Regions from separate parts of the Homo sapiens genome. Here region 2 is linked to region 1. Evidence: read pairs that join two places in POLR2A ChIA-PET (ENCODE). Cell type or tissue: Panc1. All regions are shown on one strand. Each heading gives the region's core, and the rest is flanking DNA. Links, peaks and the distances in the headings are about the cores only.

Region 1 (6,211 bases), core at 1,084-5,083:
ACCGCGCACAGCCTCAGCATGGAAGTTTTGACCTCCGTTTTCAACCTGGGCCAGTTCACCCCTCCTTAGGCAACGTGGTGGTCCTCCACTCCTGGGAGGTCATAGCGAGGCCGAACTTGCTGCAGATACCCAATCGACATAGTACACTACAGCCTCGGCCTTCCAAAGTGCTGGGATTATAGGCATAAGCCACCATGCCAGGCATGGGGAGTTTTTACACAGCTAGAGACTAAGGGAGGGGCAGTTTCAGAGAACCGAGGGGGGAAAAGTCTGTGTTTCTTTAGTCTCACATAGTGTCTTGAATAACCAGACTTCTGGGTGTCTGCAGCTGGTCGCAGTGTGTTTAAAGACATTCATTACTTCTGCAAAATTTTTTTATGGCCCTGAAGTTATCCCCTCCTTCACAAGGAACAGTATTTCAGCAGTTCATAATTTCATTATGGGAACAAGGAATACTGGGCAAAAAGCGAGTGGTTAATGTGTAAGCAAGTAAGGGCCTGATAAGAATTTTCATCCCTTGAGTCACTAAAAATGCCGGGTGTTGAAAGAGGCATAATTTTGGGTAGTAGTTTTTGGATTTTGGAGAAAGCTGCTTTGACCCTTGAAAATACCCTGAGGCCTGGCGCAGTGGCTCACACCTGTAATGCCAGCACTTTGGGAGGCTGAGGCAGGTGGACTGCTTGAGCTGAGGAGTTGTTTTTTTTTGTTTTTTTTTAAAGACGGAGTCTCACTCACCCAGGCTAGAGTGCGGTGGTGCGATCTCGGCTCATTGCAACCTCCACCTCCCCAGTTCAAGCGATTCTGCCTCAGCTTCCTGAGTAGCTGGGATTACAGGTGGGTGTCACCACGCCCAGATAATTTTTGTATTTTTAGTAGAGATGGGGTTTTACCATGTTGGCCAGGGTGGTCTTGAACTCTGGACCTCAGGTGATCCACCCACCTCGGCCTCCCAAAGTGCTGGGATTACAGGTGTGAGCCAGTGTGCCCGGCCAAGCTGAGGAGTTTGAGCAGCTTGGGCAACATGGCAAGACACTCGACTCTACAAAAAATACAAAAATTACTCGGGCATGGTGGCTCACACCTGTAGGCCAGCTACTTGGGAGGCTGAGGTGGGAGGATCGCTTGAGCCCAGGTGGCGGAGGTTGCAGTGAGCCAAGATTGCACCACTGCACCTCAGCCTGGATGACAGTGAGACCCTGTCTCAAAAAAAAAAAGGAAATACTACTCCTGCTAATTATCAGGTGACCAGAAGGATGCAAGGACTCCACCAGCTCCTCTGCCATCTGCTACAAATGACAGCATAGGCCCCATCAAAGAGGTACCTGTGTTCCTAAATGATTTCATGTGGCACCTCTGATAAGTCTCAGTAAACACTCAGGCCAAACCCTGAAACTCTGAGTGTTCTGAATCAAGGCCACGTTTTCTGCAGGAGAGGGCTAGTTACCTTTCTTTTCTTTTTCTTTCTTTTTTTTTTTTTGAGACGGAGTCTCGTTCTGTTGCCCAGGCTGGAGTGCAGTGGCGCGATCTCAGCTCACCGTAATCTCCGTCTCCCAGGTTCAAGCGATTCTTCTGTCTCCGCCTCCCAAGTAGCTGGGATTACAGGCACCCACCACCACACCTGGCTAATTTTCATATTTTTAGTAGAGACAGGGTTTCACCATGTTGGCCAGGCTGGTCTCAAACTCCTGACCTCAGGCTATCTGCCCACCTCAGCCTCCCAAAGTGCTGAGATTACAGGCATGAGCCACCATGCCCAGCCTAGTTACCTTTCAAGAAGCTGCCCCCAAGTACTTAGCAGTATGGGAGATAAGTCACCTGCACTAAGACCACCCTCATGATTTGGGTGCTGACAGATGCATCAAGTCTCAAGGCATCTCAGTTTTATTATCAGTTTTTGTTTTTTTAAAAGAATTGGGCTGGGCGCGGTGGTTCACACCTATAATCTCAGCACTTTGGGAGGACGAGGCGGGCGGATCACCTGAGGTCAGGAGTTCCAGACCATCCTGGCCAACATGGTGAAATCCCATCTCTACTAAAATTACAAAAATTAGCTGGGCGTGGGGGCACACGCCTGTAGTCCTAGCTACTCAGGAGGCTGAGGCAGGAGAATTCTTGAACCCAGGAGGCGGAGGGTGCAGTGAGCCGAGATCATGCCACTGCACTCCAGCCTGGTGACAGAGCGAGACTCCGTCTCTAAAAAAAAAAAAAAAAAAAAAAGGAATCTTACTCTGTTGCCCATGCTAAAGAGCTAAAGAGCAGTGGTGAGATGATAGCTCTCTCTTTTTTTTTTTTTTTTTTTTTTTGAGACTGGGCCTTGCTCTGTCACCCAGGCTCGAGTGCAGTGGCATGATCGCGATCACGGCTCACTGCAGCCTCAAACTCTCAAGTGATCCAACTGCCTCATCCTAAGTAGCTGGGACTACAGGCATGCACCACCACACCCAGCCTAACACTTTTTTTTTCTTTTTTTTGAGACGGAGTCTCACTCTATTGCCCAGGTTGGAATGCAGTGCACCTCTTCCTCTTGGGTTTAAGTGATTCATCTGCTTCAGCCTCCCGAGTAGCTGGGATTATAGGCGCCTGCCATCACACCTGGCTAATTTTGTATTTTTAGTAGAGACAGGGTTTCACCATGTTGGTCAGGCTGGTCTCGAACCCCTAACCTTAGATGATCCACCTGCCTCGGCTTCCCAAAGTTTTGGGATTACAGGTGTGAGCCACCGTGCCCGGTCCTAACATTCTCGAAATAACAAAACTATAGAGATAGAGGACAGTTTAGTGGTTGCCAGAGGTTAGGCCTAGGGGGCCTAAGTAGGGAGGGAAATGGGTTTGGCTATAAAAGAGGAGCATGAGGGATCCTGGTAATGAACTGGTCCAGATCTTGACTGTGGTGGTCACAGGCATCACAGGTGATAAAGTTGCACAGAACTAAACGTACATACACACACAAATGAGTGATGTAACACTGGTGAAATCTCAGTAAGGCCAATGCTTCTAGCAGTTTCAATATTCTGCTGTGATATAGTGTACTATAGCTATGCAAGAAGTTGCCACTGGGGGAAACTGGCTTATCTCTCCCCATTATTTTTTACAATTGCATGTGAATCTACAATTATCTTAAATGTAAGGTTTTTTTGTTTTGTTTTGTTTTAGTTTGTTTTGTTTTAGTTGTTTTAGTTTGTTTTGTTTTAGTTTGTTTTGTTTTAGTTGTTTTAGTTTTGTTTTAGTTTGTTTTGTTTTAGTTGAGAAAAAAGATGCAGGCCAGGTGCTGTGGCTCACGCCTGTAGTCCCAGCATTTTGGGAGGCTGAGGTGGGAGGATTGCTTGAACGCAGGAGTTCCAGACCAGCCTAGGCAACACAGTGAGAGCCCATCTCTACATAAAAAAAATTAGCTGGGCCAGGTGCAGTGGCTCTTGCCTGTAATCCCAGCACTTTGGGAGGCTGAGGTGGGTGGATCACCTGAGGCTGGGAGTTCGAGACCAGCCTGACCAACATGGAAAAACCCCGTCTCTACTAAAAAAAAAAAACAAAATTAGCCAGGCATGGTGGCACATGCCTGTAATCCCAGCTAATCAGGAGGCTGAGGTAGGAGAATCACTTGAACCCAGGGGGCAGAGGTTGTGGTGAGCCGAGATCATGCCATTGCACTCCAGCCTGGGCAACAAGAGCGAAACTCCATCTCAAAAGAAAAAATTTGCTGGGCATAGTGACACGCGCCTGTGGTCCTACCTAATCTGGAGGCTGAAGTGGGAAGATTGCTTTAGCCTGGGAGGTTGAGGCTGCCATGAGCTGTAATCATGCTACTGCACTCCAGCCTGGGTGAGAGAGTGAGACCCAGTTTTAAGAAAAAAAAGAAGAAAATAAAAAAAATACAGAAATTAAAAAAAGAGAGCTGGGTGCCATGGCTCACGCCTGTATTCCTAGCACTTTGGGAGGCTTAAGCTCAGGAGTTTGAGACTAGCCTGGGCAACATGACGAGACTTCATCTCTACAAAAAATATAGCCGGGTGTGGTGGCATGTGCCTGTAGTTCCAGCTACTTGGGAGGCTGAAGCAGAGGTTGCAGTGAGATGAGATTGCATCACTGCACCCCAGCCTGGGCGACAGAGCCAGACTTTGTCTCAAAAAAAAAAAAAAAAAAAAGTATTATTTTAAATCAGAATAATAAGTCCTTTCTCTAGTCCTCACCTTTGGGTTCTGAAACAATACCTTTTTTTTTTTTTTTTTGAGACCGAGTCTCACTCTGTTGCCAGGCTGGAGTGCAATGGCACGATCTCAGCTCATTGCAACCTCCGCCTCCCGGATTCAAGCAATTCTCCTGCCTCAGCCTCCTGAGTAGCTGGGATTACAGACATGTGCCACCACGCCCAGCTAATTTTCTATTTTTACTAGACACGGGGTTTCACCATGTTGGTCAGGCTGGTCCCGACCTCAGGTGATCTGCCCGCCTCAGCCTCCCAAAGTGCTTGGATTACAGGCTTGAGCCACTGTGCCTGGCAATAGCCTGAGTTCTGATTCCAAACTCACAAGGCCAACTCCCAGGTACAAGAGGGAAAAGATGATCTGAAAGACTAGAGAACAATTTTTTTTTTTTTGCAAACTTTTAAACTTGATTATTTTGGGGTGCTAGGTTAGAAGTTGGTTTACTTTGTGAGTAAATGTCTCTGTGATGTTTGTTTTCTTTCTTTCTTTTTTTTTTTTTTTGGAGACAGAGTCTCGGTCTGTCACCCAGGCTGGAGTGCAGTGGTGCGATCTCGGCTCACTGCAACCTCCACATCCTGGGTTCAAGTGATCCTCCCACCTTAGCCTCCTGAGTAGCTAGGATTACAGGCATGAGCCACTGCACCCGGCCAATTTTTGTATTTTTAGTAGTGACAGGGTTTCACCATGTTGGCCAGGCTGCTCCTGAACTCTGGACCTCAAAATGATCCTCCCACCTCGGCCTCCCAAAGTGCTGGGATTACAGGCGTGAGCCACTGAACCCAGCCCTGAAAAATAAAAGATTTTTAAAATAAAAAAGTGAGGAAGGATGTATAGTCACCCAGCAGCACAGTCCCTGGGCTCTGTCTTTGACAATGATAAACATCGGGAAGGCAACAGGCCCCAGTCCTTTGGAAACAGGGCTCAGGAGCAGGACACCAGGGTTGGAGGCTGGCTGTGGAATTCGTTAGCCCATGAGAACCTCTGGGTGCCTCCTCTCCTCTAACCTAACCCTAACCCTAATGTCATCCGCATCACATAGGTTGCTAGGAAAATTTGACATGTGTGAAGTGTTTACAGTGGTGTCTGTCACTCAGTAAATCCCCAATTGAGTGGAAATGACACTTTGCTTTCTCTGGTCCCCCCTACCTCTCCCCACAGCCCCTCAACTAGGAGAGGATGACAAGGGGAAATCACCCACCAGCTCTGAAACAGGCCCCAGGAAGGGGTCTCTGACGCACAGCCAGTAATCCCACAAAGGGAAGCCTGGAGAGCCTCTGTCATGCCCTAGTCAGCCCATTCCTCACTCCCAGAAGGGAGAGAGGAGAGCTCGTTTCCCCTGGGAACCAGGGTCCCAACTCCAGGGCCTGGCCTTGTCCATCTGGGGCTAACACTGACTCCATCCTCCACTGTCATCCAGACCTGGCCTCCCATCAGTTTCTGACTCCTCCCACCATGATTTTCCCAGGTTCCATGAGCGAGAGCCGTCACCCTCCACATCAGAGAGATAAGCCTGTCACTGGACAGTCACACCTAGGGACTCGTGTGGTGGGGCCTCCTACATAAGTGGTCACTTATAGGACTTGGGGGAACTGTGACACCTGTCCAGGAGAAGTTTAAATGAAGCAGCATGAGAGCTTGAAAGAAGAGCGGCAGGTCTCCACCACGACGTGGCCCCAGGATACATGTGAAGGTGGAGGTGGGTGGCTGTCACGTCCAGAAACCTCTGCTCCCCAGTGGGGCACTGGGGTTGGAAGTTGAGGCTGCATCTCTTGTCAGGGTCATGGGGCCACCATGCAAGGACAGGGTTTGCTAGGATTTCAAACAGCAGAGCTCCTGATAGTCGTGACTGCGTGGCCCTGGGTTCCTCAGTCAGAAAGCATGCACTGCTTCCGGTCACCTTTGTGTGGCTTCCCCTGGGTCTGCCACTCCAGACTTGGCTTTCTTACCGCACTTTTCATGTTCTCAAAAGCAGTCTCTCACACCAGCGTCTTCCCGTGCCAACGAGGAGA
Region 2 (6,211 bases), core at 1,329-5,328, 920 kb before region 1:
GGTTCTATTGGTCTGTGTATCTATTTTTATGCCAGTACCATGCTGTTTTGGTTACTAGAGCTTTGTACTAGATTTTGAAGTCAGCTAATGTGATGCCTCAGCCTTGTTCTGGCTTAGGATTGCTGTGTTAGTCTGTTCTTATGCTGCTGTAAAGAGCTTCCCTGAGACTGGGTAATCTACAAATGAAAGAGGTTTAATTGATTCACAGATCCGCATGGGTGGGGAGGCCTCAGGAAACTTACAATCATGGCAAAAGGAGAAGCAGGCATGTCTTACATGGTGGCAGGCAAAAGAGAGAGAGAGAGGAGAGAGAGAGAGGGAGGAACTGTCAAACACAAAACCATCAGATCCTATGAGAACTCGCTCACTATCATGAGAACAGCATGGGGGAAATGGCCCCCATGATCCAGTCACCTCCTACGAGGTCCCACCCTCCCACACGTGGGGATTATGGGGATTACAATATGAGATGAGATTTGGATGGGGACACAGAGCGAAACCATATCAATTGCTTTAGCTATTCAGGGTCTTTTGGGTTCTATATACATTTTAGGATTTTTTTTTGTTTCTGTGAAGAATATCATTGATGTTTTGACAGGGATTACACTGAATCTGTAAATTGGTTTGGGTAGTATGGTCATTTAAATAATGTTATTTCTTCCAATCCATGAGCATTAAATATCTTTCTATCGTGCATGTGTGTCCTCTTCTATTTCCTTCATCAGAGTTTTATGGTTTTCCTTGTAGAGATTTTTCACTTCCTTTGTTAGATTGATTCCTCCTTGGTTAGATTGATTCTTAGGTATTTTATATTTTTTGTAGCTATTGTAAACAGGATTCCTTTCTTGATTTCTTTTTCAGATTGTTCACTGCTGGCATATATAAATGTTACCAAGTTTGTATTAATATATTGATTTTGTATCTTGCAATGTTGTTGAATTCATTTATCAGTTTTAACAGTTTTTTGGTTGAATTTTTAGGTTTTTCTAAGTACAAGATTATGCCTTCTGTGAACAAGACTAATTTGACTCCATCTTTTCCAATTTTGATGCCTTTTATTTCTTTCTCTTGCCTAATTGCTCTGACCAAGACCTGCAGTATTATGTTGAATAATAGTGGTGAAAATAGCCATCCTTGTCTTATTTCAGTTCTTACAGGAAAGGCCTTCAAATTTTCCCCCTTCAGTATTATGTTAGCTGTGGCTTTGTCATATATGGCCTTTATTAGTTTGAGGTATGTTCCTTGATTACCCATTTTTATAAGGGTTTTTATCATAAAGGGACATTGAATTTTATCAAATGCTTTTTCAGCATCTGTTGGAATAATCATATGGTTTTTGTTCTTGATTCTGTGAATGTGATGTATTATGTTTGTTTGTTTGCATATGTTGCATGTGTATGTTTATTTGCATTGCCCCATCTTTGCATCACTGGGATGAGTCCCATTTGGTCATGATGAATGATCTTTTTAATGTGTTGTTGAATTTGGCTAGCTAAGATTTTGTTGAGGATTTTTGCATCTATATTCATTAGTAATATAGGCCTGAAGTTTGTTGTTGTTGTTGTTGTGTCCGTGTCTAGTGTTGTTATCAGAGTAATGCTGGCCTCTTAGAATGAGCTTGGAAGTACTCCCTCCTCACCATTTGTTTTGAAGAGTTTGAGTAAGATCGGTATTTATTCTTTAATGTCTGGTAGAATTCGGCAGTGATTCAATCTGTTCCTGGGGCTTTTCTTTGATGGGATATCTCTCTTTTTGGCTCTAATCTTCCTAACAGGGGAAATTTTAACCTAGGAACATGATGCTTTCTATTGCTACTTTGTTCAAAGCCTAACAGTTTAATGTCAGCGGTAGTAATGATGACAACAGCAGCTGACCTGACTGAGCACCCCCACATGTGACAAGACACCATGCTAAGGGATTTACATCTCTTAGCTCCTCGAACCCTGACAACTGCCTTGTTTTCTCATTTCACACATGATGAAACGAGACTCAGGAGATTCAACAACTTGAGGTTAACAATGTGCCTAAGGTCACATCATAATTCTGGTGGGATGCAGCTTCCTATCTCCTGTAAGTGGGCCATTTTAAGGCCCACCCGGGCAGAGCCCCTCGACTGGCATAACTTAATAATACTCGATTTCAGATAACTTATTAAAATCATTTCACCACAGTAGAGCAAATAACTGTGGTCAATGGTGATGGCAGTGGAAACCTTTCCAGCAACCATGAGCTACTCTTTGCAAATGATCACTCTGGCGGATAATCCCATTAGTTCTCTTCTACCACCTCTTCAGAAATACTCTCACCTCCCAGCACAGAGGCACCTGGGCTGTGGCTTTTCCAGAAATGAAGAGATGGGGATGGGGGCAGGGAAAATAACACTTGATTATCTAAAATATCTCTATTTCTTAATTTTTAATTTATTTGGTGACAGTAATACAGAAAGCTGGAATAATGCCAAGCAGCCATGTGTCATACAACGAATAACTTGTCCTGCTGTGTGCTGTATTAAAAGGACTTTTTGAATGACTACATTATGGACACATTGAGTGCTCTGATCCAGAAGAGTCCATGGTGCCTTCAGACAAGAGCCCTGGGCACCTCTGTAGCAACGTGTCCCCTACTTCTCACTGTCCCCAAAGGTTTTCCTGAAATCCTGCCTTAGATATCAAGGAGGCCATTGTCATGGCCTCCTTCAGCACAGACCTTATTATTTCCTTATTGGAGCTGTCAAAAAATCTTGGGATGGTTCTTTTCTCAAGAATCATCCTTTGACACTTGCTAGTCTGTCCTAGAGCCTAGGAACATTCCCAGCTTTCTGCTCCTTTCTCTCCTTTTGCTGTCTAGGCCTTGCATACCCTGTGCTGGCTCCTGGCTCCTGGCCCTGCCTGGTGTGCTGAGCTGGCACCATCATCCCCTGGAGTCGGCTCAGGGCCAACAAATTTCTGACACAAGGAGATTAATTAGGTCCAGGGAAGCGAGAAGCAGGTGCTGTGAGTCATGTGGCGATCAGCTGTGCTTTCTCTATGATAGAATGCAAATGATCCCACACACTCAAATTCCCAGCATCATCATGACCATCATGACTGATCAGACCATGGCCACAGGGATTTTAACTCCAGTGATGACGGGCAGTGAGGTCAGCTACATCTCAAATCAAGAAAGACAGACAAGTCGGTAAACCAGCTTCTGTGAATCAGAACCATTGACCACATCTAATTCCAGGGAGCAGAGCCAAGGCTGCAGCCTGAGGGCATGTCTGTCACTAAGGCTGGTGAGATGCTGAGTCATTTAGTTTCCAGCAATTAGGCATCTTCTGCTCAAGCAAAAAGTAGCCAGATGACTATCTGGTGAGGTAAGCTGTAGTAATAATATGAACAATCATAATTGATTTGCATTGTGATGCCTACATCTAAAAGTACCTCCATTTATTTCTTTATGTTGTTGTGCATGTATTCATTCATTCAATGGACATCTTTTTGAGCTCAAAAGATGAGGAAACTACTGTGCTGGGCCTTAATGGCCCTTGCCATCAAGAAACTCAGGGTCTCTTGGGGAATGATACAAACACAAGACTCACAGCATCCAGTTAAAATGCCATGCTTTCTGTTATACCAGGCACCATGGAAACACCGTGGGAAGGCTGGAGAACTCTGCTTCTGGACGTGTTCATTCAGGCCCATCCTTGTCTCCACCTCACTTACTCTCTTCACTTCTGGCAGGGCTGAATGCCCTCATTTTACCCAACACCAGGAATCTCCAAGGAACCCCAGAAAGTTGCAGGACCCTGGACTCCTTTCTTGTAGCTAGGGGTCAGGTCAGGCACATGCACATCAGCTGCCGGGGAGGAAGTGGGGTGCAGGGATGCAGACCGGGCTGCAAAATAGCCTCTCAACATCCCAGCCTCTCTGCAGGAGAGATGCTGCCCGTGGCCACTCCAGAGTTGGTGGACCTCATTCATGTCTCCAGGAGAGATAAACGACTTTAACAAAACCCAGCAATATTAGCAAAGCCTGTGGCCAGAACATTTCAGTGAGTAATTTTAATGCCCAGGTGTGTAGCATGGCACAGAAAAACATCTTTGAGGATGGATTAACAACACATTTTGCCATCCCCTGAGAGATTTTACCCTGAACGCACACATCTCTAAGAGATGGTGTGGTCCCTATCATTAGATTGTTATGAAGAATGCTTTAGGAAGTCTCTCCCAGGTGCCAAGGCTCCTCTGGGAAAAGGTTCAAAGGGTGGTGGGCCAGTCCTCTGGGCACATGCATTCCTGGTGCAGACCACCAGAATTGTGCCAGTAGTAGCTAAGGGTGTTAGCAAGTCCTGGTGCATGCCACGGTGCAGGCCCAGGCAGCCAGCCTGTGCTCTTCATTCTGGGACAGTGCTGTCCTGGACTGTCCTTTATGACCACCCCCAGCCTTGGTTCTGCAGTGGGGCATGGTTGTGTGCTGGTGGCAACAAGGACACGCCCTGACCCTCTGCTCCCTCTCTTGTTCTCCTTTTGTTTTAACATTTTCCTCAGATTATAGAATTACCACATGCCAACTATTATGAGCTGAATTGGGCCTTCCCACCCACAAATCCATGTGTTAAAGCCCTAACCCCTAGCACCTCAGAATGTGACTGTATTTGGAGATAGGATCTTTAAAGAAGTAAATAAGTTAAATGAGATCATTAGGGTGGGCTCTCATCAAATTTGACTGATGTCCTTCTAAGAAGATGGGGACACAGACACACACAGGGGGAAGACCACGTGAAGACACAGGGCATCTGCAAGCCAAGGAGAGAGAGAGGCCTCAGGACTCTGCCAGCACCTTGAGCTCAGTCTTCCAGCCTCCACAACTGTGAGAGAATAAATTTTCATTGTTTCAGCCCCCAGTCTGTGGTATTTTGTTATGGTAGCCCTAGCAAACTAATACACCTTCCACAGAAAATTGAGGAGATATACACAAATTTAGATTGTGAAAATAATGACTATTTTTCTAAATCTCTCTACCCAGAGAAAATTTCAGTTACTATTTCAGTCATTTTTCTTACAGTTTAAAAATCCATATTATATAGAGAGACAAATTGACAGTGGTGGTAGTTAGAGATTACATTCTGTATCCAACTTGCCTTCTGAATTGACATTGCATGAATGAGTACCGCCTTATGTCAATAGGTTCGGGCCATAATTTAATCATTGGTAATATTGGGGGTCATGCTTTATTCTAGACAGACAGACCCACACACCCTACTTTTTAATTATATTATCCATACTGTTCTTTTTCCAGATTTCCTTATTTAGTAGTCAATATGGATAGATTTCTATGTTCATAAACATGGATTTGTGTCATATGTAAATTTTTGGATAATATTTTATAGAACAGGGTTATGAGTTTTCTTTAAACCTATATTGATGGTCATTTAAAATTTTTCATTTCTTTTTTTTTTTTTGTTAAAAATGAAAGCACTGTGAGGACTGCCTGATCGCATAGCTATGCACCCTGGAACTCTTTCTTTAGAACCAGTTCTGAGGCTGCAGTGCCTACGGTGGAGTTGAGGGAGTGTTTGCTTCCAATTCCTGCCTGTTGTCCTGGAGGTTGGCTGCGACTCTATCCCCAACAGCAGTTTATGGGCAAGGGTGTCCATAATCTTTTTGCACATTTAACATTCTCAATCTAGGCTGGTTTGGGGCTATAAATTATACCTCACTGGGGCTTTTACAAATTTATTGGTCATTTGCATTTCGTTTTATTTGAATTGCCTGTTTGTATTCTCTTTCTGCTTCTAAAAGTTGGTGTGTTTGCCTTTTCCTAACAGTTTTATAAGATCTTTTTAGGTAATAGCAATTTTAATTCTTTTATATGTATTTGGCAATTCCCTTCCTGCTCGCTATTCCCCCCAGTTTTCCTTATCTCTTAATTTTGTACATGGCAGGTTTTTATTTTATTTCAGAGCACATTTTAAGTTTTTATGTATTAACATCTATTAGTCTTTTCCTTATATTACTTCAGATTTTGGTTGCCTGCTTAGAAAGCACTTTCACACCCAGATATTCATACAATTTTCACTAAATGTTTTCTTTTACTGCCCTTATGATTTTTTTTAAATATTAAAAATATTTAGCCCATCTGGAATTCATTTTGGTGTGAGGTATGAGGTAGGACTGTAACACTATTTTCCCCTAAGATGGTTAGTAGGTTGTCACAACGCATTCCCCACT

Evidence for each region. Peaks named below come from ENCODE experiments on the same cell type or tissue, not always from the same donor. Only the 100,000 strongest peaks of a DNase experiment are listed, where the experiment ranks them.
Region 2: POLR2A ChIA-PET joins it to region 1 with 9 read pairs; 3 of 35 experiments call an interaction of 5 or more read pairs at or near these places.

What each region holds. Positions count from the first base shown.
Region 1 is chr10:43,377,674-43,383,884 of GRCh38, reverse strand. No RefSeq gene overlaps it. Among named protein-coding and RNA genes, the nearest start is that of FXYD4, 9.1 kb to the right of the region's middle. RefSeq lists a silencer at 3,035-3,084. In Panc1, for the core only: no CTCF peak of the experiment used is centred there; a DNase peak (open chromatin) is centred at 2,991; H3K27ac peaks cover 1,853 bases.
Region 2 is chr10:44,298,241-44,304,451 of GRCh38, reverse strand. All of the region lies in intron 1 of LOC124902544 (a long non-coding RNA gene), which reads left to right. Among named protein-coding and RNA genes, the nearest start is that of LINC02881, 8.6 kb to the right of the region's middle. RefSeq lists enhancers at 2,543-3,742, 6,031-6,211. In Panc1, for the core only: no CTCF peak of the experiment used is centred there; a DNase peak (open chromatin) is centred at 3,222.